Regions from separate parts of the Homo sapiens genome. Here region 2 is linked to region 1. A link is a loop called in an ENCODE intact Hi-C map of the cell type or tissue named here. Cell type or tissue: heart left ventricle. All regions are shown on one strand. Each heading gives the region's core, and the rest is flanking DNA. Links, peaks and the distances in the headings are about the cores only. Region 1 overlaps LOC349160 (a long non-coding RNA gene). Region 2 has its middle 170 kb from the start of CHRM2.

What was found. A loop is a pair of places that touch in the nucleus more often than their neighbours do. Peaks named below come from ENCODE experiments on the same cell type or tissue, not always from the same donor. Only the 100,000 strongest peaks of a DNase experiment are listed, where the experiment ranks them.
Region 2: a loop joins it to region 1, with 2.7 times the contacts of the local background. A loop is called at or near these places in 2 of 110 quality-filtered maps.

The regions. Positions count from the first base shown.
Region 1 is chr7:137,075,842-137,092,175 of GRCh38, forward strand. All of the region lies in intron 1 of LOC349160 (a long non-coding RNA gene), which reads right to left. Among named protein-coding and RNA genes, the nearest start is that of MIR490, 180 kb to the left of the region's middle. RefSeq lists a silencer at 5,133-5,325. In heart left ventricle, for the core only: no CTCF peak of the experiment used is centred there; no DNase peak of the experiment used is centred there; H3K27ac peaks cover 4,581 bases.
Region 2 is chr7:136,688,160-136,704,493 of GRCh38, forward strand. No RefSeq gene overlaps it. Among named protein-coding and RNA genes, the nearest start is that of CHRM2, 170 kb to the right of the region's middle. In heart left ventricle, for the core only: no CTCF peak of the experiment used is centred there; no DNase peak of the experiment used is centred there.

The DNA.
Region 1 (16,334 bases), core at 4,200-12,199:
TAAACTGATTATTTATTTTAAATATTTGTTAAGTTTAAATTCCCTTATATTCATGATCAATACTTTTTAAAAATTAGGAAGCTCTAGCTCCAATGCCAATGTTGTGATTTTATGGTGTTCTGTTTACATACGTTAAGCAGTCTGAATATTACATTCAGAATACATTTTAGTTGTATTTCAACAGGGTCTTGGACTTACCTTAAAACAAAGGTAGTTTGGGGCTCAAATTAAAAGTTATTACTTTTTACACTTATTTTCTTATAAGGCAACAAACATAAACTTAATTATATGATACTGTTAGAGCCAAAGCTTTGGATCTAGTAGTATTTTAAAAGAAACTAAAAGATCAAAAAGAAGCTCATAAGAACTATGTAACTGAAGAGTTAAAAAACATTCTACCTAAATGTCTCAGCAATTTCTGAGTTTCTTCAAGCTAGTTTTCCTCAAAGAGTAAATCTGTTTCAAAGTTGTGAGGTTCTGGAGGAAATGATCATTCACTCTAATGGAAATTTACTACCTTCCTGAGAGTTCGGAATTCTTCTTAGAGAGAGAGAGAGAGAGAAAAGGCATCTTATTCAGCTAGAAGGAAGGTGATAGCTTCCTGGAATGATCGGAATATCAAAAATCAATGCCTAGATTCAAATCAAGGACCTTGGACTCAAGCCAAGACAAGGTAGGACTACTAAATAAATAAATAAATAAATAAATAAATAAATGGAAAGGATAAGAGCAAAGAAGACACTTAGAAGTCAATGTAGGGCACCTCATGTGTACATTGCAGTTACCAGAGGAGACTTCTCTTCCTGAAGGGGAGTGTACTGCTCCCTGGTTCTGCTGGTGAGAGAGTGCTGGTCAAAGAACAGGTTCTGTTCCAGTGGAAGAGAATCAAATAGACAAAGAAACTAGCACAGAACACCTAATATAAAAGGAAATTATTTCCCCCATCTGATGGTACAGCCAAGTCTGTTTCTCTCATGTCTACCAGTGGGCATCAGGCAATTCTGCTATCTTTGCCAACAAACATTTCTTTACATCCTGAATCTAAAAGCAAGAGTTTTAAGCCTCTTTCTTGCACCTTTATTTATAATCTCCATGAACAGTCTCACTTAAATGAATTGCACCCACATCTGAATCCTTTAGATAATCATATCATAAGACTGGCTTTCATCTGTCCAATTATGCCTTGTTATTTCTATTACCTGAAACTTCCGGCACAATACCTGAAGATCCACTTGTGAAAAGATCCATTTGCAAAAAGCCAAACCCTACACAAAGGTTCAGATCTAGTAGTGTTTTAAACAAACATAAAGGATCAAAAAGAAGTTCATGATATACCAACTATATAATTGAAGAGTTAGGAAAAAAACAGTTCTACCCAAATGTCTGACTTGTTGAGAGCCTAACCCTACACAAAACAGATCAGATGAAACCAAGAAGTGCCCTTCAAGGTGTTGCTAAATATAGTTACACTCTATAAGACTGTGCATTCCTGGTTCAAAATACAATTTTCTTCCCTGACTTATGTATGTTTCTCTTTGACTTACTCTTCTCTCAGCCAAGTATTTGGTATGCTGTGACATCTTTTTACTTCCCAAAGAATAAGCTTTAAAAGTGAAGTATTTATACAAAGTAGATGACAATAAGTTCGTAAGTTTATACTGTCAAACCTGTTTTTACCCTAACACCCCATCCCACTCCTGGTTTTATGCTTGATAAGTCTACTTGATAATTTACGATTAATAAAATTACTCATTGCCACTCTTATCAAAGCATGTGTCTTCCTGTAAAAAGACTTCAAAGAGAAGAAAAAGCTGCTAGTAAAAGCAGGAATAATAAGATTTGGGGTATGGATCCATGAATATTAATATTAATATCAATATTCTAGATGCCTTCATTAATTGAATTAGAACAGGAAAACTCTCTTCTATATGAATGCTCACAATAAGCATCTATTTAATCCTACATATATTTGAGATGTACATATATATGGAGAGAGTGAGGGGCCGTCATGGTGAAAGAGGTTGGACAGCACTGAAGTTTTCATTATTTACAAATTTTCATTCGTAATACATTTTCATTATTAATACTTTTATTAATTTCTTATTGCCATTGTTGTTATTACTGCTCACCTGACTTTAATCTTTCAATTTGGTCTCACCAAAAGAGCAAGCAGCTGAACAGGCTTTCAACATTAACTGCCCTCAAGGTATCTCAACCTGTGAAACTAGCCCTGTTCCTCCAGGAGTCCAAGAAGAGAGATACGAGTGGGACGCTAACAGTACTCCAAGAAAGATTGAGGGGCTTCTACAGCAAAAAATGTATTTGTCTGGATTCTCAGAATGTAGCAAAGGAGATTGAAGGCAGTAGAGCAGCCCTGCATCTAACAAGAGCCCTAAGATGTAGAGTGGAAATCGTTGGTCTTAAGACAGTTCCTCAGATTACCCCACAACCAATATGATGTTGAGAGTGCAATCAAGAGTCTGTATATATTCCTAGGACCCACCCAAAACCATGAAATCAGAATCACTGGAAATATATGTTTCTTAACAAAGTACAATAAGAGAGTCTTATGATCCATCCAAACTGAAAAAGGAAACCAGGCAGATTTGGTTGACTCTTGTTTTCCTGTTTCTATTCCCCTGAACAGATGAAGATCAAGAGGCATTCCCTACAACCTCAACAGAAACTCTTATTATTAAAGAAGACCACTCTACATGTGTGCATGCGCACACACACACACATACATACCCCACTAAGAATTAGAAGAACCTCCATTACCCCCATCAATTGCCTTCACTCTACATGTAGACAACATGTGAGAAGCAAAAGAGAGAACCATGAGATCACAGTCCTTAGGACATGTCCAGTGCTTGTGCTAAGACATTAATTCTCTTCCTTTCAAATAAGGAAATGGAGGGGTCTTTTCCCTTCCCCAAACCAAAGAAAAGAGATTTCAAAAATATCACTTGTCAAGACTACAAGTGCAAGACTACACGACTCAATTGCCAGTTGCTAAGAGGGCCTGGGACATTCTGCCAGTGTTGAGATCTATGAGGAAGAAATGGTGCTATAGGTTCAGCCAGATAGAGATCTCCCACAGGATGTGAGAGAACTGTGCAGCGTTCCATGCAAGTTTCAGCATGTTGACACTTGCTTCCTAAGACCATGAAGTGGCACTCAGTGTCAGGCAGAGGGATGGGAACTATGAGAAATCATGCAAGTGGCATCACTTCTCCACTCTTGCCAATCACAACCCTCAACACTAGAGGAGTTATACATTGATATAGGAAGATAATCTGGGTTCCAAGACAGAGCAAACCTCCTTGAGCCCTGCCTTCCTGCCCTTTCCCCTCCCAGGGATTGAAGGAGAGTGAAAGAGCATCCTGCCCACTCCAAGTATCTCAAGCCAAGGCCTACCTGGTACTAGTGGGAGAAAGGAAGATGACATTTAAGTGGGAGTGTGAAAGGTGTTTTAAACTGAATTTACATTAATTGAAACTGGCAGGAAAAGCCACAGAAGCTGCCAGTGGGTTGTTAAGGATAGAAAAAAAGTATTCGTTAAAATAAGTTTAAAAAAAAAGAGGAAAAATATAAAGAATACTTTTTCATATTAGTATCCTTGCTCAATATCCTGGTTACACACATAATATAGTCAGACATGACTATTCCTACCACATGTGAGTAAGGTACCAGTTCCAGATTCTCCAGTTACATAGAAATATTTAGGTCTGTAGCCCCAGATACTCAGGAGGCTGAGGCTGGAGGATCACTTGAACCCAGGAGGTTGAGGCTACAGTGAGCTGTGATCTTGCCACTGCACTCCAGCATAGGTGACAGAGCAACACCCTGTCTTAAGAAAAAGAAAAAAATATTTAGGTTACATACAAAGATGATTCAAAATAAGACTTACCTACAAGAAAGTTTGGATAATGTATCTGTAGCACAAAAATCAAGAATTTTGGAGGGAGTTGGTTTACATGCAATTCTGAATTTTTGTTTTGAAACAGGGTCTTTCTGCTGCCCAGGCTAGAGTGCAGTGGCAAGATTATGGCTCACTGCAGCCTCAACTTCCCAGGCTCTAGAAATCATCTCACTTTAGCCTCCAGAGCAACTGGGATTACAGGTGTGTGCCACCACGACAAAATATGCTTTTCTTTTCTTTGTTTTGTTTTTTGTTTTGTTTCGAGACAGGGTCTCACTCTGTGGCCCAGACTGGAGTGCAATGGCACCATCGCGGCACACCGCAACCTCTGCTTCCTAGGCTCAAGTGATTCTCCTGCCTCAGTCTCCTGAGTAGCTGAGATTACAGGCATAAGCCACCACACCTGACCAAGTTTTTCTTTTTTACATTTTTTGTAGAGATGGGGGTCTCACTATGTTGACCAGGCTGGACTCAAACTTCTGGGATTAAGTGATCCCCCCACCTAGACCTCCCAAAGTACTGGGACTATAGGCATGAGCCACATATCCAAATTTGTTAAACTGATAAATTCATCAGAATTTGTGAATTCTGATAAATTCACAAATTCTGATATACATTTATAAATTCTGATTAATTTTATTAGATTTAGCATATAATCGTACCATTAAGTATGTGGTTAAACTTAGCCTATGATCTTACCATTAAGTATGTGGTTAAAAAAACTATTATGGGCTAAAATCATGTTAAATGGAAAAATTTAGATATTTAGAGAGTTTATGTAACTCTAATCCTTACAAAAAGCAAATAATGTTGATGCAGCCGTTAAAAAGCAATGCAATCTTAGGCCAGGCCAATAAAAGTAGTTTGTAATTTCAACACAGGATTCATAGTCCCACTGCAGCCCAAACTAAGTGATCCCTCCCTGGGTAATCACATTTTAGGACAATCACGAACAGGTTGATTCTATCAACAGTAGAGTGACCAGACTAGTGAAGATTCTGAAGGCAATACCACATGTTGAGCAGATGAGGAAAACTCATGGGTTTAACTTAGGATCATAGTAGGACAATCATAACAGCTCTTTCATTGATTTGAAGGGTTGTCATATAGTAGAAAGGAAGTGCTGTCTTTTAATGCTCCAAAAAACAAGAACACAAAAAAAAGAAGTTAGCAAGGATGGCTGTAGGGTTGAACAAGCCTTCTTCCCCACAGTGGTGGTGGCAGTGGGCGTGTGCTAAGTTTCTCACGGCTGGGGTTTCCCAGCAAAGGCTCGCTGACCATCTGTCAGAGATGCAGCAGAAAGACTTCCTGCACCAGGTGGGAGAATCCAGTACATGATCCCCAGGTTTCCTGCCAGCTCTAAAAGCCTATGTTTCTAATTGGACCACATACACATGGCCTCCCTTCACCTTTCTCTCCCATAAATATGAAAAAATTCTTTTAGAACAATGTAAAGGTGGAACTTTGTTTCTATGTTAACACAAAAGGGAAAACGAAAACAGAGCATGATTCTCAAGGTGATCCAATCTATGATGGCATTATTCATGCGGTTGTGCTCCTTCACAGATTTTATTTTCCCCTTTTTCTTTCCTTTTCTTTATTCTTTGCTTGCCTTTTTTTTTATGGAGGAGGAGGAGGAGGAAAAGAAGACTGATCTGGAAATTGCAAGCTTCTATGATTACATGCATAGAAATCATATTTTGGTACACCACAAAATAGTGTCATGACTTTCTTTGTATATAAGTATTTCCATCAAAGTTAGTACGATAGATGGCATGTTTTGATTATTAGTGATTTTATATTTATTTGTATTCATGTGCCTCCATTGCTAAGGACATGTCTAGACCACTTTCAAAGTCTAGAACCTGGAATTCCTCAGTGCAACCTGTTTGGTTAAATGAATTGCAAATCAGCTTTATAAAACATATGTTTTTTTTCTTATTAGTATGTAAAAGTCTACAGATGCCTTAAAACATTTCATTCATGCCTAAATTGGCAGGAATTTTTTTATTCCTTTTGGTTAATACCCTTCTCCCTGGGGTTCATGCAGAACTAATGCCAAACTTACTCAATGTGGTTAGCTTATGTTTGTGCAACAAGCTTATCATCCACGATGAACACATGGCTTTTAGGCACAGAAATTAATCAGTGCTGGAGAGACACAGTGCTGGCATGGATTCCAGGCTGTCTGCTTGCATAAGCCTGCACTTGGGATCTATTACACAAAGCAGGATCCAGGATTACAGAGCACAGAATCCCAATCATAGATCTTTGCCAGCCTCAAACTTTGCAGAAAATGTCTAACTGTTTTTGGGGAAAAGAGTGAGAAATATGGGTGGATAGTTAAAATTGGGTTAGTAATATGCCTTTTATAGAGGGCTCATGTGAGATTCAAATAGAATATTACATGCAAAACACTTTAATAATGTATGCCTTTCTTCATTTAAAAAAAGGACTTGAAGTAGTTTACAGTGACACATAAATATGGCAAGGTACCATAAATTTGAAATAGATAAAGAAGAAAAAAGCACAGAGCCATTTAAGGTAGCCAAGAATGAGGCTAATGTAAGTCTTGCGTCCTTGTTCTTGCTTTTTGGCAAAATCAGATTTGATCATTTTATCAGTCAATATATGAAGATTTCAAATCAGTTCCATAGTGCCAATGTCCATATGATTAAATTGCTCAAGAGATGGACAGGTATTCCCTAGATTATGGTAGTAGGAAGTTTATTTTGTGAGTCTTCCAAAATAGAACACTGTCTATTACAGTGAACAACATATCCTTCTCAACAACTTAGTAACATTTTCAGAGCCCAACTATGCCATATTGTGATACATTCAAAGCCATCCTGGAAGATTCAATAATCCACACAAGGTTCACAGCTCTCTGCTGATTTGTCTTCATCCAGAATGGCAAGTACAAGGAATAATGAACTGGTTGCTGTGAAAGCATTTTATAAATTGCAGAACAGTATGTAAATGCAAGGCATAATAATTTTCATTATCCTCTTGACTTTGAAAGCCAGGTGGTGAACTTGACACTTAAGTAATCCCCAACAGGAAACCTAAAATACTAACAACAAAGAAGACGACTATAAGAAATCTTATCTTCCTTTTGTTTCTGTTTTGCTGGTTAACGCTTTTCCTTTCAAATAGGTATGACAGTTGCACATTAGTATCTAAACTGGGAGATCAATCAGTGATTGTTCAATTTGTGGAAAAGTAATTGTGGATTTTGCCATCCTTTTTTTTTTTTTTTTTTCTGAGACAGAGTTTTTCTCTTATTGCCCAGACTGGAGTGCAATGGCGTGATCTCGGCTCACCACAAACTCCACCTCCCAGGTTCAAGCAATTCTCCTGCCTCAGCCTCCCGAGTAGCTGGGATTACAGGCATGAGCCACCACGCCTGGCTAATTTTTTATTTTTAGTAGAGATAGGGTTAATTCCATGTTGTCAGGCTGGTCTTGAACTCCTGACCTAAGGTGATCCACCTGCCTCGGCCTCCCAAAGTGCTGGGATTACAGGCATGAGCCACCACTCCTGGCCGGATTTTGCCATTACTTTTAATGGCAAAACCACGATTATTTTTGCACCAACCAAATACAAACATCCTCTAAGGTAATGACTCTCTGAACTTACTGGATTTCCTGCCTATCGTAGACAGGCAGATTCTCATAGTAGGGAGAGATGATTTACTCATGCAACAAAAACACAACATGAAAAATCTAAAATATCAAATAATTTAAAATGTTATTTGCATATTTGAATGTGGGTATATGTAATATTTTAGAAAGCACCAGTAATTCAAACCAAAGACAGATACTGCGTAATGACATAAAAACTGACCTCTGCTATCAAAGTCTTTTGTTACAACTTCCTACTGAAAATGGTCTTTGTTACATTGAGTTTAACCCAAAATACATCTATCTGGCTCCAGTATCTTCCCTCTCTAAAGATACTATCTATTTTGCTCTCCCATTTATGAGGGGCAGAACAGAAGAGTTTTGTTTTGACACTTTTAGTTTATTAATAGTTTAGTTTTAAATTTAAAGTAACCGCCTTAAAAAATAAATAAAATAACTTTCTTGATTCCTGAATAGACAGAGAAACAAGAAATGTTTCTTAATTATTGATTAAATATTCTTCAGTCTCTACTATGAACCACAATTTCTTGTCATCACAGAAAACAATAATATTAAAAATAATGAAAACAATTTTGGACAGTTTACTCAGCCAGGCACCATGCTAAGTTCTTTATATGCATTACCTCATACTATCATCATGGCAGCCCTATGAAACTACCTGGGATCATTTCCATTTCACATATAAAAAATTAATTCCCAGAGACACTAAATAACTTTCCCAAGGCTACAAAGCTAGTTAGCTGCAAAGTTAGCAGTGCAGGTATATTGTGATTCGGGAGTCCAAGTTTTGAACTACAACAATATAGAGGTTTATTGCTTCCTGGCATAAACCCAGGAACAAATAGAGAGGCACAATGCATAAGTGGTAGGACATGAAGAAACAGAGGGGTAAAAGTATTTTGAGGCAGGACAGCAATTCCAGTATTCTTGGATTATAAAAGGATTTCGTGAAGGAAATTTCAGCCAAGTCCCAAAGAAGATACAAGACTTACTCTTCTGAAACAGCAGTGAGGAAGAAGGAAAGGGTATCCCAGATAGAGCAAACAGCATATTTCTACCATGCCTATAGACTAGATCTAAATTCAGCATAAAATACAGTACAGACAGTGGTAATGTGAAAAAGAGAAGCTAAACATTTCATTGTCTGTAAAGAAATTTAATGCATCATAAACATAATCATTGAAAACAAAACATAAGTCCACTAGTGAGAAAAATAAGAGGACATTTGATTATACTGAGATCTGGAGGCATAAATCATATTTAATTATTGTTCTCTTCTAGGATGTATATTACACATTGCTCTATTCTCCAGAGAGCTTAAAGGGCCTTCAAGGACTTTCTCACCTCCATCAGCTTATCCCCCAGTTTTATTTAGTAGTCTTATCCACTGACACTTGAAATATTGTTCTAATTAAAGCATCGGCTCTTTAGGGGTGCTGTGAAATTTCTCCTGGAAACACGCCCTCTTGTCTTTCTCATCATGAAACCAGGAAAAAGCTTGACGGACTCATCAAGTTTTGGGTCTCTTTAAAGCCTCTAGCAATTCATACCATAATCTTTCCTATGAATGATTGTCAGATATGGGATTATAAATCACCATGCTAGACCTAAAGGTTAGCTTTTTCAGCATTTTTTATGCTTTTCAAAATTTCCATAAGAAAATAAATGCTGAAGGATCAGCAAGCTAAACAGCTTGGACACCCACTGCTGCCACACAGGCGTGTGAAATGCCTCCATCTGACTCAGAATTAGAGATGTAAAATTGTCATCCAGCTCTGGAGTTGGAACTTGGCATTAAAAGTATTTATAACGTGTGTGAGTAGAAACTGTGGGCTTGGAAAATCACTGCTGGAAAACTGGAATTCTTAAAAGAAATTCTAACAAGCTAAAAGGGTTCTGGGCAGAATATGTAAATATGGAGGAAATAGTCCATCTGCTGGGATATCTCCCAATTACCTAAATATAGTAATAGCTATATTAGTCAAGAATGAATAATACCTTGTATGCTTATTTACACAGAAAAAGAATTCTATGTTTTATCTCGTGCTATTTTACACTGTTGAAATGCAATTCTTACTTTTCCTCTTATCAGTTGCCACCCTTTTATATTGACATATACCACAAATTAATTTATTCATTTAAGAAATATTTGTGACTACCATGAAGCAGGCAAACTCCTTAAAAGGGTGAGTACAATTTTGAAAATTGTGAAGACCCTAGAGTGGGACAGATATTGGTATATTCAAGAACACTGAAAAGAATCCCATGTCATTGTTTCTGCTTTAGTATTGGAAAGATTGTCATGAAATAAGGCCAATGAAGAGCAGAGCTAGATCTTAACAGCTGAATTCCTGTGTGGCTATCCTTACCTTTCAGGCATGTAACCCTTGAGACAAAATATAACCTGTTAATTAAGATAAAAATGTTTAAAGATTTTTTTAAGCTAAAAGTGAGAAGTTCTATCAAAATCCTGGTTGTTTTACATATACTTTTCCAATCAATTACATTTCAGATTTTGATTTACATTTAGAATGAATGTAATTTTGAAAATAAATAGTCATCTTTGCATGGTATAAGAGAGATGGCTATTCCTGTCATGGTGAGTTAGATCAAACATCACTAGGATTTTCAATTCAATATTTGAAGAACAATATACAGTGGCTAATTTTTTTTCCTTGGCAGTCAAACTTTTATATGGCCAAATAAGGTAATTTAAAATAAAACAGCCAATTACCACTTCTATCATTTCATAAAATGAAGGATAATTTTACAACAAGATTGGGAATGGTATTTGTATTAGTCAATTCTCATGCTGCTATAAAGAACTGCCTGAGACTGGGTAAATTATAAAGGAAAGAGGTTTAATTGACTCACAGTTCTGCAGGGCTGGGGAGGCCTCAGGAAACTTACAATCATGGCAGAGGGGGAAAGCAAACATGTCCTTCTTCATATGGTGGCAGGAAGGTGAAGAATGAGAGCAGAGCAAAAGGGGAAGCCCCTTATAAACCATCAGCTCTTGTGAAAACTTACTCTCAAGAGACTAATTGGGGAAGCCACCCCCATGATTCAGTTACTTCCCACTGGGTCCCTTTCACCACATGTGGGAATTATGGGAACTAAAATTCAAGATGAGATTTGGGTGGGGACACATCCAAACCATATCAGTATTATTTCAGAATTTTTAAAGTATTAAACTTAAATTTATAAGTTTAAAATTATAAACTTAGTTTTATAAAAAATGAATTAAATATCCTTATTGTTTCAATTTCCCTTGAAAGCCTTGATATCTTCTTCACTGACCAACAGACCAGTATTTAGTAGTCATTAACATATATGACAAACTATAAGAATTCTGACATGGAATTGATGAGTTACATATCCTAAATTCTGACAGGTAACTCTCAGTACCAAGAGGTCACATAAAATCCTAATAATGAGTCAAGGGGTCAGTTCCTGAAGTGAACCTGTCCTCACATGCTCTGAGAACTGAGAGAGGCTTGCTTCACTGGCATAGTGGTAGGGCTGTAAGGAGCCTGCAGGAGGATACAGATTGTGAAGTTAACCTGGAAAAATACCACCTACAATGAGTATACTTTAAGAACACTGGAACCAAAACTAGGTGCTTGCTGTGAAATGCATGGAATGTAGCAGGTGGGAGGAATCCTAACAGTTGCTGAGACTAGTGCAGGGCAGTGGTTCATAAGTGGTCCAGAGCAAAGGGGCCTAATGGATTTACGCAAATGACTCCGCATGTCTGTGGTTTTCTCTATTTCTGAGTTTAATCGCTGCTACCACACATATCATGACTCCAACATTGTAATTAACTATTATGCAGCCTGCATTCTTGAAGGGAAGTATTCATACTAGATGAGTATATCTTCCAGGTCAAGGAAGAAGCTGACAAAAGTTAGGACTCATAACTTTTATGAGGTTACACTCAATGAGAATATATGCTGCATTTCTATAATTTCTCAAATTTCTTATACTCAAATCTCCCTGTGTCTGCACAGGAATTAAAGCTTTGAACATCAATGTAGTCAGTATGTATTCAGTGGCTCTTTTCTCTGAAGACCAAAGAATGTCCTCTGTCAATTTTCTTTCTTTTTTCCCTTGAAGTTCTATTGTTTGGATATCTTACCTAGATTCTATAAATGTCTTATTTTTGCCCTTATTTTTCTTTACTTTGTCTTTTTGTTGCATTCTGTTGAAGAGTTTTACATCTAAAATATATAAATATTCCATTGAATTATAAAAATCTGCCATAAGATTTTTGTCTAAAATCTTTAAAAAAATACTTTTGTGGGCTATTATGGTTCCCACTAGCCATACGTGGCTACTGAGCATTGAAATGTGATTAGGCCAAATTCAGGTATACTGTTAAGTATAAGTACAGTACACAACAATTTTGAAGACTTAATATAAAGATTTATTTCAATATTCTTTTCTTTTCATTGTGTTTTTGTTTCATGAATCTAATGATTTTTGTTTTTATTGTGTCTCTTTGAATGTCTATGGTAGTTTTGTACCGTCAACTAACCTAAGTTGGAATTATGTTACCTGGAATTTGCATCCCTCTATTGTTCTAGGCCAGAGTGGGTCAGTGTACAGCATCAAGTGCAACTGTAGATCATATATGTTGCTACTTATCTGCTGTCATGACACTATTATATAATATTTATTTAAAAGGGTCAATATGGCTGAGTACAGTGGATTACACCTGTAATTCCAGCAATTTGGGAGGTCAAGGCCGGCAGATCACTTGAAATCAGGAGTTTGAAACCAGCCTGGGAAACATGGCGAAACCACATCTCTACTAAAAATACAAAAATTAGCCAGCCATGGTGGCACATGCCTGTAATCCCAGCTACTCAGGAGGCTGAGGCATTGCTTGAACTCTGGAGTGGGAGATTGCAGTGAGCCAAGATCACACCACTGCACTCCAGCCTGGGCAACAGAGTGAGAATTTGTCTCAAAATAATAATAATAGTAATAAATAAAATAAAGATAAATAAAAAGATCAATATAAAGGAGGGTGAGGGAGAAATACCCAGGATGACCACAGACACTAAAAGTAGGAGGACAACAGAATAAGGACCACACAAAAAAGGCTTTATGAGATGAAGGGATAAAGCCTAAGAGGAAATTGGTACCATGTGAAATAAAACATCCTGAATAGTGAAAATTGCATAATATACATATTTGGGATTTAAAAAAAATGACTTCTGAATTTAACCTAACTTGGGGGAAATACAGATTTCATAGTCAAATTAGGGGTTAAAAAATGTTACTTGGATTGGATTTTTAAAAAAATACTTTTCTTCATTTGGAAATTTTCTTGAATCCTACCATATTTCTGAAGTTAGCCTGCTTTTCAGCTTTGTAAGATGATCATTACATGCCTTCCTTTTTCTAACCAAATTTCTTCAAATATCTTACCATGCTGCACTCATAGCATTCACCTGATAACCCAACTTTCAGCTGACAATTCTGTCCTACTTTTCATTAAGTAATTAAAATTTAGTAGAAAAAAAATGGTTCTCATCTTCCAACCACTCAAGATAGAGATACAAATGTATCTTTGCCCATCTTCTGTGTATGCCAGATAAACCCTCAAGCTTTTCTGAAGAATTCATGAAGAAACAAAATTGCTTCCTTTCGACCTTCAAGATACCCTACCACAGCTGGCTTTTTTCCTAGCTACAAATTTATAACAACAAAATTCACTGTTCCAAACTTTCTCTCCCCTCTTTCCACTTTCTCTTAGTAGTCTGTTTTTGTCTTTGTTTATTGACAGCAGCTAAATCTTCTTCATAAATGTAGATAAATTATTACCATGGTACAACTAACTCAATATTTCTGAATTGCCTTTTGATAATTCATTTCTAGAGTTGTCACTGAATCATTATTGGACTGAGTTCTACAATTGTAGCCAATAAAATTGTGTACTCTAAAGTCTAAATTGTACACTTTGAGAGAATCAATTTATCTTAGTTCCTCTGGTAAGTCTCATTTGTAGTAGGAATTCAATACTTCAACTCCAACATGCTAAATAGATACTTTCAGTTAATGTTTGTTTCTGGTTATAATGATGATTTGTGCATAGCTGATTTTTGTTCTTACATATTGCAAAAGTGAAGTAATCTGTCCTTTGATTTTTTAGTTTGATTATCTAGAGATTTCTGCAGACAACAGGGGTTTGGTCTCTGTCAGGTGACAGATATTAGGAATTTGAGTTTGTAAAAATGTAGTCTCTGTGTTAGCTTGATGTTTCTGATACTTTTGAAATTTGGGAGTGAGAAGTCATTAGTATTTTGTCCTTCCATTCATAAACAGACTCTGTGTTTGTTTTTGCTGTGTTTGCACCAATGTGGATTCCTCTAATTTTAAAGATCAGAGACCCCTTTTTTCCCTTCTCAAACTAAGATTTTTTTAAAAAAAAGTTTTTTCATTATGGCCATAATAGTTTTTAATATGTACAAAAATAAAATTTCAAGATCAAAGATGATATTCTTTTTCAATGACTTTTTTTAAGGAACTTTTTTTATGGTTATAAATCAAAAGTGTTACATCTAAGTGGAGCCTTAGAGTAGAAATGAAAAATAATTCCCAGAATGAAAAGAAATTACCTGTCCTTGATTGGAACACAGAAGTCTAAAAAACAGAATAATTCTATATTAAAGTTTCTTGAGACATTTTATTAAAGCTGTATGAAGAAAACAGAAATTTATATCATCAAATTAAAATTTTTTAAAATTAGGGATTTTAATAGACATAATTTTTTGAAAATCAACAGCTTTATTGAGGTATAATAGACATATAATAAGCTACACGTATTTAAGGTGTATAATTTGATGTTTTGGTATAGGTATACATCCGTGAAATCATCACCACAATTAAGATACTGAATCTATCCATCATCTGCACAAGTTTCCTTGTACCACTTGGTAATTACACCATCCCTCCAAAGCAGATAACCCTTGATCTGCTTTCTGCCATTGTACATTAAGTGGCATTTTCTAAACTTTATATAAATAAAAACCTACAGTATGTATTGATCTTTGTATAGCTTCTTGCACTTTACATAATCACCTTACGTTTTTATTATGTTATAATGTATAGCAATAGTTCATTTTTATTTCTGAGTACTATTGCACCGTACGGACTAGGACTGTCTGTTTATCCATTCACATGTTGATGGGCATTTGCATTATTTCTAGTATTGGCTGATACAAGTAAAGCCACTAGGAACATTCATGTGCAAATCTTTTTCTCTTGGTAAATACATAGGAAGGGAAACGTTGGATCATATGGTAGGTGTATGTTTAACTTTTTTAGAAACTGACAAATCATTTTGCAAAATGGTTGTATCATTTTATATTCCCACAAGCAGTCTGTGGGAGTTCCAAGTTCACTACTTCCTTGCCAACACTGCGTATGGTCAGTTTTTAATTTCAGACATTTTTAGTTATAAGATATCCACTTAGTTTTTAAAAATGTACCTTCTAGTTTCTTGCTGAGACTTTCTCTTTTTTCTTCATCTGTCTCAAATATGTTCATAACTGCTTGTTGAAATATTATTGTGACAGCGCTTTAAAATCCCCATTAGACAAATCTAACATCTGTCATTTCAGTGTCGGTACCTGTTGATTATCTTTTCTCATTAGAGATTGTCCCGATTCTTGGAATAATAAACAATTTCAATTAATACCATCATTTTGGGTAGGATGTTGTAAGACTCTGGTTTTATTAAATGTTCTGTTTCAGGATGGCTCCTGTAACATTGCTTCCACAGTTGAAGGAAGGGGTCACAACCTCATTACTTCCAGGTAGGAATGGAAGTCCAGTTCTCTCCTCAGTAACAAGAAGCCCCTCCTCTTTAGGTGCCAATGGAGGCTGGCATATAAGAGGGAGAGGCTCCTTGTTACTGCTGGGTGGGTGTAGGAGTTCAGGCTCCACTCTAGACTTCCACTGACACCAATCTGCCTAGGAAGGTATACCTTATTACTATTCCCACCTGGCCTCCTCCTAAACTATGGTGATGTCCTTATTACTGCTGAGAAGTACTGAAAGTCTTGATGCTCTACTAGGCCTCCTCTGATAACCCTCCTACAGGGAAGGGGAAAAACTCCTCATTACTCCCAGATAGGGTGAGAGTCCAGCCTCCTCGTATGGTCTCTGCTGACCCCTCTTGGGGAATGTGGCTTGTTACTGCTGAGTGGGGCATAAGTATTCACTATCCACTAGGTCTCCTCTGACACCCACTGATAAGGAGAATGAAGTGCCTTTTACTGCTGGGTGCAGGTGGAAAGTTCAGGCTCCTCACCACATGATCTTTACAAACACAGCGGAGAGGCAGAGAAATGGCATTTTTTACTACCAGTCAGGGTTACTGGAGGTAAAAAGAAAACCTAAGAAATTCCACAGGTTCCAACGTCTTTATCTGGGTTGCCTATTTATCTCCAACTTTCAGAATCATTATGCTTGTTTTATACAAGTGTGTCTATGGTTTTAGCTATACATAATGCAAGGAATAGGGAAAATTATGCCTACTCCATCTTCCTGAAAGTGGAAGTCTATTTTTGAGTCTTGAGGACTTTTTCTATATCTTGAATAAAAGTCCATTATCAATTGTATGATTGCAAATATTTTCTTCCAGTTTGTGAATGTACTTCTTATTCTCTTAACAGTGTCCTTTGAAGGGTAGCAGTGTTTATATTGTATGAAGTTCACTAAATTTGCTCTTTTACATGGTGGGCTTTGGAAGTTAT
Region 2 (16,334 bases), core at 3,602-11,601, 390 kb before region 1:
GCTGAAGAATGTCATGCATATAGTCATGACTTCATATGGACAAAAACAATTAATTCACATGAAAATAGAAAAATATTACATAAAACTCAAAATGTATAGTGACTTAAACATAACACAGGCATTTTCCTAACTCTCCTCTGAAAATCAGAATTTTTAACACACTTCTCCAAATTGACCATGTTATAATTTGATAGAAAATAATTTATCAGGAAACCTAGGTTGAACTTCAGCCAGGCATGTGGATTTTGACACAACTAGAAAAACTTAAGTTGAGAATGGTGTAGTAGCTCTTCTGAACAGATAATCTACATCTTCTACTTGCTTCTGTTATACCTCAGATTTTCATTTTTTTTTTTTACCAGCCTGTACATATTGAGTAATTTCCATTTGTAACAAGTGATCTTCATTCCATAAAAGTTATGGTATTCTTTCAACACAATCTAACCTTTGACAATATTTTTTTATCGTGGGTCACAGTCAGTTGCCTGCTCATGCTGCACAGATTGGACCAATGCAACATTAGCACCTGGTCACTCACAGCCTGGCACATGCCACTATTATCAAAGGTGAAATGTTACTACAGAATATGCTTCCACTGTTTACCATGGAATGTCTTTACATAAACATGATCATTCAAAAAGTATTTAGAACAGTTCTATTGCTTAGACATCTTCATATTTCCCTGCAAGCAAGGTTTAGAAATACTCTGTGTTGCCTAGTGCCATTGTTTCCATATCTTTAAAGATCATGATATTATCAGTAATCATGGGACGAATTTTAGCATTCATATTTGGAAAGCAGAAAAAAGTAATTCTGAGGAGTGATTAGATGAGCTGTGATCTCTGAGAGTGTATTTGAATAATATAACCAGAACCAAATGCCTTGACCCCTGCGTCTTTAATGTAGATGCCTAAACTGAGTGACTCTGATTCTTGTGCATAACTTTCATAGCATAACCTTTCTCCTTTGGCCCAGCCAAGTGTGTGGGCTACATCAAAAATTGTTTGCTATTTTCCATTTCACCCTTTATCTCTGTCACCATTGCTTCAAGTTCTTTTCAGCAGTTCAGTATCTGTTATCTTGTCATATTTCAAGTATCTTCTTACTGGGCTTTCTTCTTGCAAACTAACTGGCTACTCCTATACAATTATCTATTTTTATGCCTGGGTGGTCTTTCCATAGTGTAAACCTAACCATGGCAGTGTCCTAAAACCTTGAGGGGCCATATTCTTTTCTCTTTCTTTCTTTTTCCTTTTTTTTTTTTTTTTTTTTTTTTTTGAGACAGAGTCTCGCATTGTCGCCCAGGCTGGAGTGCTGTGGCATAATCTCAGCTCAATTCAACCTCTGCTTCCCGGGTTCAAGCAATTCTCCTCCCTCAGCCTCCCAAGTAGTGGGGAATACAGGTGCCCACCACTATGCCCAGCTAATTTTTTGTATTTTCAGTAGAGACAGGGGTTTCACCATGTTGGCCAGGCTGGCCTTGAACTCCTGACCTCATGATTTGCCTGCCTCAGCCTCCCAAAGTGCTGGGATTACAGGCATGAGCCACCGCGCCTGGCCGAGGGGTCATATTCTTTAGAACAGTGAAATTGATTAACCGATCTAATTCTCCAGCTTCAGCTCTAACCATTGCCTACACCTAGGAAGCATCATTTCAGCAGTGCTTGTCAAAGAAAACCAGAACTGGAAGGTCATTAAAGTGGTGAAAAACAAAATTCTTTCAAGATTATTGCAATAGGGGAGAAGAGTATAGGACTGGGCTCAATTTAGAATACAAGTGAGCAAGTGGGGATTTATAGCCCAGGAGCATTGTGGGGCTAGTATGAAAAATTACTAAGAGAAAACATCAAAAACATCAACAACATAATGGAGATTCTGGCTAAACTGATCTAACAAGATTCTTGCTGAAGGCAGGCCAAGGGGATCAGACATCCCCTGAGGGATGGTGGAGGATGAGGAACCTGATTAGGTATTGAGGGTGATGGGATATGAAGGGTGGGGTGTTCTGGTTGAATTGGCTTAGCAGAATTTTTGCCAAAATTAGACAACACAGACAAAAACATGGGAGTCTAAAAGTTGAAGCCTAGTTGAAACATTCAGGAAGCCTGAGTAGAGTTTGGTCAAGGAGAGAATCTTTGTCAGCTTCACTCTTGCAGTTACTCTATTGAATGCATCAGTGTGTTTCAAAGGCTGATCACCTGGTATTTTTGTCTCTGAAATAATTTCTCCGTCATCTCCTTGATGCATCCTTAAAGAGTCAACTTGGCCGGGCGCGGTGGCTCACGCCTGTAATCCCAGCACTTTGGGAGGCCAAGGAAGGCGGATCACGAGGTCAGGAGATGGAGACCACCCTGGCTAACATGGTGAAACCCCGTCTCTACTAAAAATACAAAAAATTAGCTGGGCGTGGTGGCGGGCGCCTGAAGTCCCAGCTACTCGGGAGACTGAGGCAGGAGAATGGCGTGAACCCAGAAGGTGGAGTTTACAGTGAGCCGAGATAGCCCCACTGCAGTCCGGCCTGGGCGACAGAGCAAGACTGCGTCTCAAAAAAAAAAAAAAAAAGGAGTCAACTTAAGAATGTGAAAATTTTGTTTTAATCCTCCAACCACATGCTCCTGTGACAGAACTGATCAGTTCTTCTATATCTTCACTGTACTTTCTGAATATCTGTATTCATATATTTATGTAAGACACTGAAATTATTTATTGTTCTTTATCCTCTCTGATGTCAATAACTTATCCTGTAAATTGGAAGAAATAAATTGAACTTTGATATTTTAAACAAATAAATCAAATCTGTATATACAACATTTTTACATTTGACATAAAATAATGTTTTTAAGTTTGTTTTGTGTTTTGCTTCTAAGTTATTAAAGTATCCAAATAGAGGTTTATTTGATTAGCATAAATTCGACAAAATCACATATCTATGGTGACATTTCAGAATATCCAATTTTAAAAATATTCTCTGCATAGTACAAGTGTCTATTGAAAATCAGTTACTCTGTTAACTATAATTAAAATCTCTCCTTTACAGGGGTAGAATGTATGCTTAATTTTCCTAATATCTGTCTGATTGGATACTACTGGCAGTAATTATTTTTGTCTCTACAGTTGTTGACAGAGATGCTGCAGGGATGTATCAGCTGAGCCATTCCCTTGTTTATTTGTTCTAGCATTATTAAATTATGGCCAAACCACAGATTCCTTACAGAAACTTTTTTAGCACTCTTCTGATTTTACAAGGGCGAATTAAAGTCCGCTAGATGATATGATATGTAAATCCACTGAAACAGACATACATAAACTTCAGTGTCTCAATACAGTGAGAGCAAGTAAGTGAGCATACCGCTCTCAATGTCTGCTCGTTGTTGCTTGTCAGCTTCCCTGAAGATGCTTCACTTTCTGTAGCGATGTGACTATATGGCCCACATTCCAAGTGATGGTACCATCTCTCTCTCCCAAGAGACAAATACAGAGATAAGTAGACATGCACATACAATATAGATTGACACAGATATATACACATATATAATATTTATAAAAATTAATGACCTTCTTATTCTATTAAAAAAATCTTTTTACTAATACCTCACTATATTCTGTCATGCATGCTTGAAAACCTTAGAGCTAAATAGAGCAGGTAGGATAGCACTCAGAGGAGGAAGACAGGATCTGGATGCTTAGAATGTAATAGAAAAATTCAGGAATAGGATGTAAAGGTATATCTCAGGACAGAAGTCCTGTCTAGGAATCAAGAGTATCAAAAATGAAATGAGGAGAACTCTAAGAAATGGTTCATTTTTGTTCAAAGCAGAGTCTATTTTCAACTTGATTGTCCATGCTATTAGCATATTCAAGAGTTTGGTATACCTACTTGAGGCACTCCAAAAAACAAAGAAGGAATTCTTTATATGAGTTGAGGAAATAAGAGACAATATTTCACAACTACAGCACATACACAACTTTTCAGTACAGACATGTATGAAATTTTAAGAACAATGCCTTAAACAAGAAGGGTGACCGCATCTAACATGTATTAGAAGATTGTTCTTGGCTCTTCTGCTGGTGGTCTTTTTCTTCCCAAATACATCAGTTTAGTAATACTCATGCTAATGCATTTCTGATAGACAGTTGAAAGAACCACAGAGGAGCTGGAATTATTTGTTGCGTCCTTGTCTGAGTCTGTGTGTCTCTGGCCAAGTTGGGACACTGTGATTAATATGAGATACAGATGTCAGCTGTGCAATCAGCGGCCGACTCTGGCTGGCTGACTGACAGGCAGATTTGGTTGTGCAGGTGACAGTTTCCATTTGCTTGGGCTTGTTTAAGTAATTCCCTCCTTTAGAGGAAGGAGAAGTCTCTCTGTGGCAGCAAAAATAATAATATTTATTCCTCAGACTGTGAAGACCTAGAGACCAGAGATCAAGCTATGGATTATGGGACTTTTTGGTAATGTTTCTGTCAACTGAAATAGATGCTTAGTGAAGCCTTGTTAAATCAATATAGAAACATATGACCTTTCTGCTTTTATTCCCATAAACTGATTTCCAAATGAGAAGAATAATTCATGTAATTTATTCAAAATAGATAAACATTTGGTTTCCAATCTTGTATCTGCCACTTATAAGCTGTGTAACTTTATGAAAGTTAAATATGGCATTCTGAACCTTACTTTCTGAATCTGTTATATAAGAATAATAATACCTATCTCATGTACTATTGAGATGATTAAATGAGATAATCTATAATAATTCATATGGCTCACAATGGGTACTTAATAAATGGTAGTTATCCTTGTCTCCTTTTCTATTCCATTCTTACCAGCAGTAGAAAACACAAACATGTGTTCCAATAACAACAAAATTGCTTATTATAAACCCATCCTGTGCTAGTGCTTTATATATATTATTTTCCCCAAAACACTGTGAGGTAGACATTATTATAATTATCTTCATTTTATAGATAAGAAAACTGAAACATAAAGTAGTGGGTTCAAATACAGCTCTATCTGTGATCTTAGTAGTTCTAAAGCTGATTGCAGTCATGCTGCCCTATGTAAATGGAATTAATAAGATTTTTAACATCAAGTGACTTATAAAAAACTTTATAATTAACCTATGACTCTCACCCACGTATGAGTGGGCATAAGAGGGCAAAGATCCCACAATACACACACAAATGCACCTTGTTATATGATCCTACAGTTACAAACCAGAGACACCAGCATCATTGTTATTTCTCTTCACAGTTGGGAATCTGACTACCTTTCAAAGATGGGACTTAGTCACTGATTTGCCAGACCATAATGCAATTTTTTCATAGACAAAAATACTTCACTTTCAGGTCTGTCATCTCATCCCCTAGAACACTGGATGGTTGCCCATAAAGCTGTGCCATGGCGTCACCCTCACTCAATTATACTATCTAGTCATCTCAAGAAAGCTTTTAGTTTCAGATAAGTCTGAAGAATTAGAGGCTGGTTTAGGAACAGAAAAAAAAAAAAAAAAACCAAAACTTCTATTAAGTGAGTATCACAAAGATGTCAAATAATTTATCAAAAAAAAAAATTCAGTAGAGAAAGACAACTCTTCAGCAATCCTTAGCCACTTCAGTTACGTTTATTCATTCCTGCTGTGCTTTCTTACTGAACAACAGATATCCAGAGTCAACTACTTCCACTCTTTGTCCTTCTCTTCTGAGCCCAGAAACCTTTATCACCTGGCTGCATATCTTCGTCCTTGAATTGCTACCCACTTTCAAGTGACTGCACAACAAATGTGTGCTAAAACAAACATGGCTCCAGTCCTAGTTCTACCACTGCCTGTCTTGCTGATTTGTTTCTTTGGCTGTGCTCTCTATTCCCTCAAATATAATTTTAAAATGTTTAATTGAGTTATCCCTAAGACTAAGTCTAATATATTTTATTATTCAGCCCATAATCCCTGTACTCAGTTTCCCGCATTCATCTTCCTCTTCAGATTATCTGGCACTATTCTCATCAATCCACTGGTTTCATCTCAATTGCAATCCTCATCTCTCTTCCGAATTTGATGCTATTGTCTTGCTTTCTCTATAAAATTATTCCTTTTATTTCTGTGATAATCTGTGTTCAGTTTCTTCACATAACTCTCTAATTTGGTCCGTAGTATTTACTTCAAGCTTCTGTGATATTCTGAAAATTCTAGAGATTAAATTTTCAAGTATTGGCTATGATGTGAAATAAGAAGGCCAAATGAACTTTGACACATCTTACTTAATCATGGTTATGCCAAGAACCCTATCAGTGAAGACAGCATTAAAAATTGATAATACTTGGCCACATGCAGTGGCTCACAACTTTAATCCCAGCACTTAGGGAAGCCGAGGTGGATGGATCATTTGAGCCCAGGAGTTTGAGGCTGCAGTGAGCTATGATAACACCACTGAAATCCAGCTGGGTGACAGAGCAAGATCCTACCTCCAAAAAGAAGAAGAAAAAAGGTAATACTTGCCCCTATAGATCCAGGCTCCAAGCCCACACTTGTGCCAGGCCTGCCCTCATGGACCAAGACCCAGAGGACCTAGGCTCCAAGTCTACTCTTTTTTATTTATTTTATTTTTTTTTGAGATGGAGTTTTGCTCTTATTGCCCAGACTAGAGTGCAATGGTGAGATCTCGGCTCACCACAACCTCTGCCTCCCGGGTTCAAGCAATTCTACTACCTCAGCCTCCCAAGTAGCTGGGATTATAGGCATGCAGCACCACACCCACCTAATTTTTTGTATTTTTAGTAGAGATGGGGTTTCTCTGTGGTGGTCAGGCTGGTCTTGAACTCCTGACCACAGGTGATCGGCCTTCCTTGGCCTCCCAAAGTGCTGGGATTATAGGCATGAGCCACCATGCCTGGATTTCAAGCCCACTCTTATAGATTCAAGCTCCAGGCCCACCCCAGCACAAAAATTGGCCCTGTAGGCCCATACTCCAGACCTGCCCCCTCGGTCCCAAACACCAGGCTTGCCTCCATGGACCCACGCAACATGCCCATCCCAGTAGACCCTGGTTCCAGGCCAGCTCCCATGGACTCAGAGCCAGGCCCAACCCTGCAGATGCGGGAACCAGGCCAATCTCAGTATAAGCAGGCCATAGGCCTGTCTTAATGCTCCCATGCCCCATAAAATATACAAACAACTTAAAATGGCTTAAAGATCTAAATGTGAAACCTAAAGCTGTAAAACAACTGAAAGAAAACATAGGAGAAAAGCTTCATGAAATTGATCAGGGAAAAGATTTTTTGGATATGTTTCTGAAAGCACAGGCAACAAAAGCAAAAATAGACAAATGAGGTTGAATCAAACTGGAAATCTGCACAGCAAATGAAGCGATCAAACTAAAGAGACCATTTATGGAATGGGAGAAAATACTTGCAAGCCATACATCAGATAAGGGTTTAATATCCAAAATATATAAGGAACTCAAACAACTCAGTAGCAAGAAAACAAATAGCTAAATAAAAAATGGACAAAGGACCTGCATAGACATTTCTCAAAAGAAGACTTACAAATGGCCAACATGTATATTCTTAAAAGCTCAACATCAGCAATCATCAGGGAAATGCAAATCAAAACCACAATGAAATATCAACTCATAGCTGTTAAAATGCCATTATCACAAAGACAAAGGTAAGTACTGGCAAGGATTTGGAGAAAAGGGGAACTCATATACACTGTTGATGGGGATGTAAATTGGTACAACCATTATGGAAAAATGTAGGAAAGTTACTCAAAAAAAAAAAAAGAATTACCATGTGACCCAGACCCAGCAATACCACTTTGGGATATATATATGGTTATATATCCAAAGGAAATGAAATCAGTATCTTGAAGGGATATCTACACTCCTACTATAATTGCAGCATCATTCACAATAATCAGCTAAAATATCCAGCAACAGATAAATGGACATACATACTGCATTTTATCACACACACACACACACACACACACACACACACATACAGGCACAAAAAATCATGAAGTCAATTATATGTGGAATCTAAAAATGTTGAACTCATAGATGTTTGTCAGGGTAGATGGGGTGAGGGAAATGGAAAATGTTGGTGAAAGAGTATGAAATTGTTATATAGATTGAACAAGTTCTTAAGATCTCATGTACAGCATGGTGACTCCAATTAATAATACTGTATTGTATAGTTGAAATTTGCTAAGAGAAGTGATCTTAAGTGCTCTAATTCCAAAAAATAAAAAAGATAAATTATGTGAGGTGATGAATATTTTAATTAGATTGATAGTGGTAAACATTTGATAATGTATATGTATATTGAAACATGTACACCTTATACAGTATTTATTTGTCCACCATACCTTAATAAAGGTGGAAAAAAGAGTAATGCCTACATGGCGATGGTGCGTTAAATATTCCTACGCATTTTGTCATTAGATCCTTAGTACAATATAGAAGGCAACTCATAATAAGGAGACGCAGTTTTGGATATGCTGATGCCCCTTCCTCTTCCTGTGATGGCTGAAGTGATTATCTCAAAGATCCCTTCTGGCATCTTCAACTCATTCTTTAATTTAAAAGAGAAAATTTAAAGAAAAAAAGTGGGTATTTTGCGTGTTAATTTATTTTTATATCATTCTTGAAGTGTGTTTTCTATCTGTTTTTATTCATTAGGGTTTTTCTGGTGTTATTATTGGAGAATTCACAGGTTTTATAAGAGCTGATAACTGTATAGAGAAAACAACCCTGACAGCCCTCCTACTGCTACCTAGCCAACTGTGCTATTGATTATATGGAGGTTCCATGCAAATAAATGTGTGGTCTGCCTCAAACTCATCCTCATACCTGGGAAAAGCATGTGTCCCTGGTCACCGATTTTATCATTTGCAGAGCCAAACCACTGGCCACTGTGCCCAGGGAAGTGGGAGCCTTGACTACATTTTACCTCTAATTCTGGACACAGGACTAAGCAAGCATTCCCATGCCAGTGGGTGAAACCTAGAGCATTGAAGATTTTCAGTATCACCATTGCTGAACACATGGTTAAAAGTAGTATCTAATGCCCTTTTCTCAGTTGCTTCTCAGTTGTTTCTTGGTGAACTATTTTAAAAATATTGGAAATTTAAAGTAGTGTTAATTCTGAAAGTGCTTCTCTGACTTCAGAAATTGTCTACTTGCTTTCTTCTTAAATTATACCACTTAGAAGAAAGAAATATGTGTTAAACAGACAGACTGGGGTTTGTGGAGGCAGGAGTGGGGTTGTAGAGAAAAGCCGCCTTGCTTGCAAGCCAGGAAGTTGGCCCTCGATCTTCCTGGGAACAGAAATGAGAGAACATTCCCACCTTCATCTCCAGCCTCTGAAACTATACTTGGCAAGAAAGGAGATTTGCCAGAACACAGACACCTCCTCAGATTATGCCATGACTTTTCCTGCCTGATGAAAATCTACATCCCTGTCAGTGGAGATGCACCCTTGGAAGGAAGATTCATAAAGGCAGACATCTGTCAGGGAAACTGATGCCCTGTGTTTACACGGAAACTGGCTCTTCTCAGATTTGCCCTCAGATGGGTCCCAGGCTGGAGCGCACTGCAGTTTGCTGTCCTTGGCTGCACTCAGATTGCATTTGACATGAATGTAATAGTCAAAGCCTGGTATGATGAACTCCCAAGACGACTCCCGGTCATCTTGACCAAGTTTGAATCCTGGTCTTGCCACTTACTATCAAGATCTGGATTTGTCTATTATTTAGCCATTCTTAAGCCTCAGTTTGCTTGCATGTAAAATCAATATCAGACTGCCAATTCGTTAGAACAGTTGTAGAGCTCCATGATATGCTGTAGGTGAAGTGAGTAGCACCTCACCTAACAAATTCACACTCATTAAATGTTATTTTCCCAGAGGCATTCTGTGGATGCCAGTGTCAAGAAGGATCAAGTGTATTCAGGGGAAGCATCACTGCTACAATCCCTTCAGAGTCTAGGAGAAAAGGAAGCAGTTGGAAAACATAATCTCCCCTGGCCTTCTCTCTGCCAACTCAGAGAACCAACCGGAGCCTTGGGGATACATAAACTCAACCTCAGAGATAAGGACAATTCAGCATGCTGCTTCAGCTACTCTGCCTCTTTTTAACACTTACAGCCTGGTTGAAAAATTCTCCACATAGGCATGATTAGTTATCATGATACCAGATCACTTGGCAAAGCTCCCTGAGCTATCAGACCACTGTATTTGCCTTAAGAAAACCCCTGAAAGCATGCTGATTTGGAGGGAGTCCACACAGCCCCAGCAACATATGAGCTGTCAGAATGATGTTCTGCAGAGGAGAGTACAGCTTTATATTCTGGGTTGCCTAGATTAAATATCACCTCCTGTGGGTATACGAGTGTGTGTGTGTTTGAGTAGGTGGATGTGTTTATATGGGAAAGGCCTTCTTTTTTTGCGAAAAGAAAAATTCTTTTAAATCGAGTACAATTTTAAAACCTGCCTTTTGTACATATGTATATTGACTGACTTTAAACATTTATTCTTTAATTTGATCAAATCATTTAATTCCATAAATATTCACTAGAGAATATTTTCCATAAAATTCACTAGAGAAATTCTCTCCAGTGGTGGGACGGTAGAATACCATACATGGAGTTCTAGTGAACTTTTCACTGGATGATAATCACTCCTGATTTATTTCAAATGGGCATTAAAATCTCAGTGACAAGATCTGCAGAGGCATCAGGTACAGGGTGTCAAGTGGCCCTTAAGCCTAAGGAGTAACAAGAGGCACGGGAAGCACTTGGAAGATGAATGTGATTATTGCTTTCAGGATAATGCCATTTAAAGACGAAGCATTTGGTATTAGGCACAGAAGAATTATCTTCTGTGAAAAAGAAAAATTTCATTTCATTTTTTTTAAAATAATCACCAGATATAGTCTTTTCAAATTAAAAGTCTCCATTGGTATCAGACAGCCAGCACCTGGGGAAGGCCAAACATGAATGCATATGATGGCTCCAAATAGCACAGATAAATTTAGAAGCTTCACTCACCAAACAGGATGGGATCCCTCTGGCTCTTAGGCCTGGTTGTGCTTGTATTCTGAACTGACACATACTGCACACTGGTGTCCTTTGCTCACATTGCTTTTCTCCGTCTATAACCTACTTGTGTCACCTCTACTCCCTCTTGCTTGCCTACTAAGCTTCTTATTGACATACTCAGATCTTTAGCTATTCGATTGATGTCTTTGAATAAATGTGGGTATCCGTAAGTTCATCGGCATGTGTGTTAGGGTATCCCTGTGGGTTTATGTACATTTGTATATGTTTACATATATGTAAGTGGACTTCAGAAAAAGCCTAGATTTGGGCAGCCACTCGGATCTCGACTCGCTTCCTCCACTTAACCATAGGTCTTTGGCACTATTCCACATTAGGTAGAAGAGCATTCTCTCTGGAGGATTAGGGTTGTATAGTTCCCTGTCTGTAGAGTTTAGAACAAGGAACTTCCTCCCTCCTGTTTTTTCTTATCTGCCTCCTTAACAAAGCAGGCAATGAGAAGAGCTATTACACGTTTAGGAAAAACATTGCCCAGATTTTTATTTCAGTAACTGCTTTCAGGACAGCAGGAATCCTGTATGTCACAGATGTACCAATTATGGTATTATAATGATGGAAACGAAAAGAAACATAACCATTTATTACCACCACCATGAAACCAAGTGTCACATACTCTGGGGTGAGCTGGACCTTGAGAAGTCATTGTTCCAGTCCAAGTTTTCTGAGTGAAAGGCAACTCCCTCCACTTCCTTCTGTTGTTTCGTGACATTACTGATATAGGTCAGACACATCAAAACTAGTTTTCGTTACGTGAGAACACAAAAGAATATTTAAATTCTTAAAAATTGTGAGTGTTTCTAATAACTTTTTAAAGCTTAGAAATATCCAGAATAAAAGAGAACAGCACTATATAAAAAGTTAAATTAGTGGCTACCATGTACCAGGCATTTTTATATAATTCTCAATAGTCAGACTTTTCAACCATTCTGCGTAGTGATATTGCTGCTGAAAGTCGGGGTGGTTAAATGACCTGACTTAGACTATACACCTATTAAATAGTAGAGCAAGAATAGTAGCTATATCTTTCTATCAGTAGTCATCTATTAAGCTAGGAGTTAAATGGGCACACAAATGGATTTCCTGTTGCTTTCTTCCATTTCTAGGCCTTAGTATCATGTTAGTGTAAATGAAATCCTTTTCCTCTTTTATTTTCAAGCCAGGGCTCTAACTTTTTAGATTTAGGAACCACATCAAATTCCATTCGGTATCAAATCTAATATATAATTTATAGTAGGTACTTAATAAAAATATGTTGATATTGACTGTTCTTAATTTCTTGAAGAATAGTTCATATCTCTGTCTCCTTTCACCTATTCTTAATTGGCTTTCTTCTCTCACTTTTTATTCATATATAATCTTCTTTTCCTGACTCCATGGGTTAGAACTACTTAATTGTTTGAAGTTTGTAAAGTTTTCAGCCAAGTTTAAGGAAAACACCAAAGACATTGAAATGAAATGACTGTAAGTTTTTTAAAAAATACTCTTGGGTATAAGTTCTTTTTTAGTTCTCTCTCTCTCTCTCTCCGAAGGACCACAATGTAAAATAAAATGTAGGAATAATAAAAATTGTGCTGATAAGATATTTGTTCAATATATAAAATATTTCTAGATTTAAAGTTTATTTCTGGGACCAGGGCTTTAAATGCTAGCTGGTTATATGTCCCACAATGTTATCAGGTGCCTACTCTGTGCCAGATTATGTACTTGGGTCAGAATGTAGAGAGGAAAGGCATGGTTTCTACCTGTAAGCAGATTAAGGTCTGATGACCTCAGTATGAGGTTTAGGGCTATAATGTCTAGACATGTAAACCAACTATCGCATTGCCATGGGACAAGGGCTATAATAGAGACTATGCAAGTATTTTGGAAGAACAGAATAATGGTATCTTACAGAGACCTTGGGTCAGGAAAGTTTTCCTAAAGAAGTTGGCACACAAAAGGAGATTTGAAGAACCAACAGTAGTAGTTGCCTCCATAGAAAAGAGAAAGAGAAGAGGAAGTAAGCAATTGGATGAACCTCGAGGTTCTTTCCTTTATAATTTACAAGGTTAGGTTAGGCTTAATTTAATCTGTTTATTTTTTATTTTATTTTTATTTTTTGGAAACCTGCTTCTTTAAATACATTTACAAAGTATTTATTACTACTTTTGCTCTTTTCATTTTGTAAGGCTGGCTGAATTCGCAATATAATTTGTCAAAATCTTAGCCAAACTGTCTATTTATCTTCAATTAATTGAAATAGTGGAGTGGGTTCTGAATTTGTATTGTCTAATTTTTTACATTTCTAATTAAATAAAATTCTGCTACCATGAAGTCTCAACCACTTTAACAAAGGTTTGCCTAGTGAATATCCATGACTTCCTTTATTGAAAAGACAAGATTTGTAATGAACATGTCAGCTATTGAAAGCAGATGCTTTATGTTAATTGAAAGTAATTTCTTCTCTTAAAGTGGTTAATTGTATTTCCTAAAGTTTGTATAATACCATTCATTTGCTCAGAGATGTATTTTTTTCACAAATAGAATACTAGTAAGTTTCTGCCCAACTCATCCTAAATGATGAGTTACAAATTACTGTATTGCAGATGAATGTGGTATTGCAATGTATATAAATGAACATTTGTTATTGCACTGTAACAGGATTTAGATTTACAATCTTTAAAATGCAAAACCAGCAAGAAATGTTTGCAAAAACTTTTTTTGGTTTAATACCATAACAAGAATTATACAATTAGACCCTTAACATCCATATTAATGAGTAGCCTGGGGTTATAAAATAGATAAGGAGAGGGGAGGAAGGCAGAAAACTGAATAAGAATTGATCACTTTTGCTGCAGATCCTGAGAGATGAGGTCATATCCATTGCAACACCTTACACATTTTACCTAATACCAAATTGGGCTTTGTACAAGCTCTACCACCAGGTGAATGTGTGAATGTGAATGGATCATTTGTTTATTTATTTTTTTGTAGCTGCGTTGTGTTCCATTAAGTCTCTTCTATAAATATATTGAATTCTGATCTTGTATGCAAATATTTATAATGCCTTTATTCATCATTAATAAAATTTAAAAGCAATCCAAATATCCATCAACAGGTAAATATATACCTGTGATAATTACATATAATGAAATATTTCTCAGTTACAAAAAGACACCAAGTGCTGATGCATGCATGGGTGAATCTCAAATACATTGTGTTAAATGAAGAATATAGATTTAAAGACAATATGATGTTTGGTTCCATTTAGATGACATTCTAGGAAAGGCAAATTATAGGGACAGAAAATATATCTGGGGTAAAAATAATGAGCTAATTGTCCAATCCAAAAGTCACCAAAAGAAAAACAGAATTAACCCAATGAAAGTAAGAGGAAGAATATTAGTAAGTATAAGAAGACAAATTGGAGAAAGAAAAATCAAACCAAAAATTTAAAAATCCACAAAACTAAATGTAACTTCTATGAAAGAAAATAAAAGAAAAAAATGATGGAATTCATCCCCATTCTTGGGGTATTCTTCTGTGTGGAGCATGATCTGTTAACAGAATCTCACTCCACCCCTCACAACTTTGCACTTAAAAAGGTGGAGGTAATTAGTGTGTTTGGAAAGCGTAGCTGGCCACAATTAGCCAGTGTCTCTCTGTCTCTGTCTCTTTCTCTATTTTGCCCTAGACACATAGACACATGGAATTCAAAGTAAGAAAGAAAACTAAGACGTGAAGATTCTGGAAAAATAAAGTAACCAAGTTTAACATATTTGGTAAGCAGGGCTGCTGTTGCACAAATGTGGCTCCATAGAAAAGATGGTCAGTGTGTGTGGAGCCCCTCCACCCTCCACCATTTACTGAAAATGCACATGCTCAAATTAACATTTTGATGGGCAGTTTAAATTCATAGGTCATGGATTCTGAATTGCTTGAATGATGGCATGGCTAAATAAGGATTTTCTCTATTTATGTTCTCTCAATCAGTTACCATTGAGAATGCAATATGATCTTTGACATCTCCAAATACTGACTTCTGGGAACATAATTTTGCCTGGGATAACTGCTCTGTGCTCTGAGGATGCTGTATTATTTTGTGTGTGTGCAGTCAGAGTGGTCATACTCTAGGATGTCCTGTTAATGAATTGGATTTTAAAAATGAGCAACCCCAGAAACTTGGTATTGATTAATTTAATTTCCAAGGACTCAAAGGAGTCCTACCCATTTCTGGGAAAGGTGGTTCAGGCTGAAGCCACTGAAGAAAGTAAATTAATTCCTTATTGAGAGTTAATTATATGCCAAGAAATCTTTTAAGGAGTTAACATACATTACTTTAGGTAAAACTCACATTGTCTTTTTGAGATGGCTAATAATATTTCCATTTTACAGATTAGGTATCTGAGAGACAAAGAGCTTAAAAAACTTCTCCATGGTCACACAACTATTAAGTAATCTCCATAGGATTCAAATGCAGGAAATCTGATTTAGACTCCGTGCTTTTATCCATTACATTCAAACACCTAGACAAATACAACTAAGCTTTGAAATTGAGCTGAAATAAGAAGTTGAGGTAGACTTAAATTTCTGGGAACTAGTAACATAGAAGGGAAATATAATTTTGGATCTATCCATCTTTTGACCTTTTGGCTTTGACTTACAAGGGGATTTGATAGTTGGCTCTGTTTTCTTGTTTTTTTTTTCCCCAGGAGAATCTGATGATGGCAGGAGATTTATATTTGCATCTAAAGCATCTCTGTGCTGCTGGAATTTTATTGTTACAGTGTCTTTATGTAGTTTATTATTAAAACATAGTTATGATGTCATTTGAGCTCATCGAGGACCTCTGAAAAAGTGGCTAAACGTAATTTGAGAATGGAAATAGAATAAAGAGTGACTTTTCAGCCTTGAGTACAGAGTGGCCTTGGAAATGATTTAATTAATGCACTCTTCTGACCCATATCCGAGAAGAAAGCCAGACAAGCAGTTGTTAAATGTAGAGTGGCATCGTGAAGGATTATTCCGAGGGACAGCTAATCGTTTCCCAGAAAGGAGGTAGCACATCTCAACTGACCATAACTTTAATAGTTAAGCCAATGAATTAAGATAACAAAACCTGGGTAATACTGGGGTGCTAATGCTTCTTCTTTTCCCCTGATAATTACCTCCATGTGAAAAGAAACACTTTGGCATAATTCTCTTGGCCCTTTGCTACCTATTATTCACTCTGTCCAAGGGAA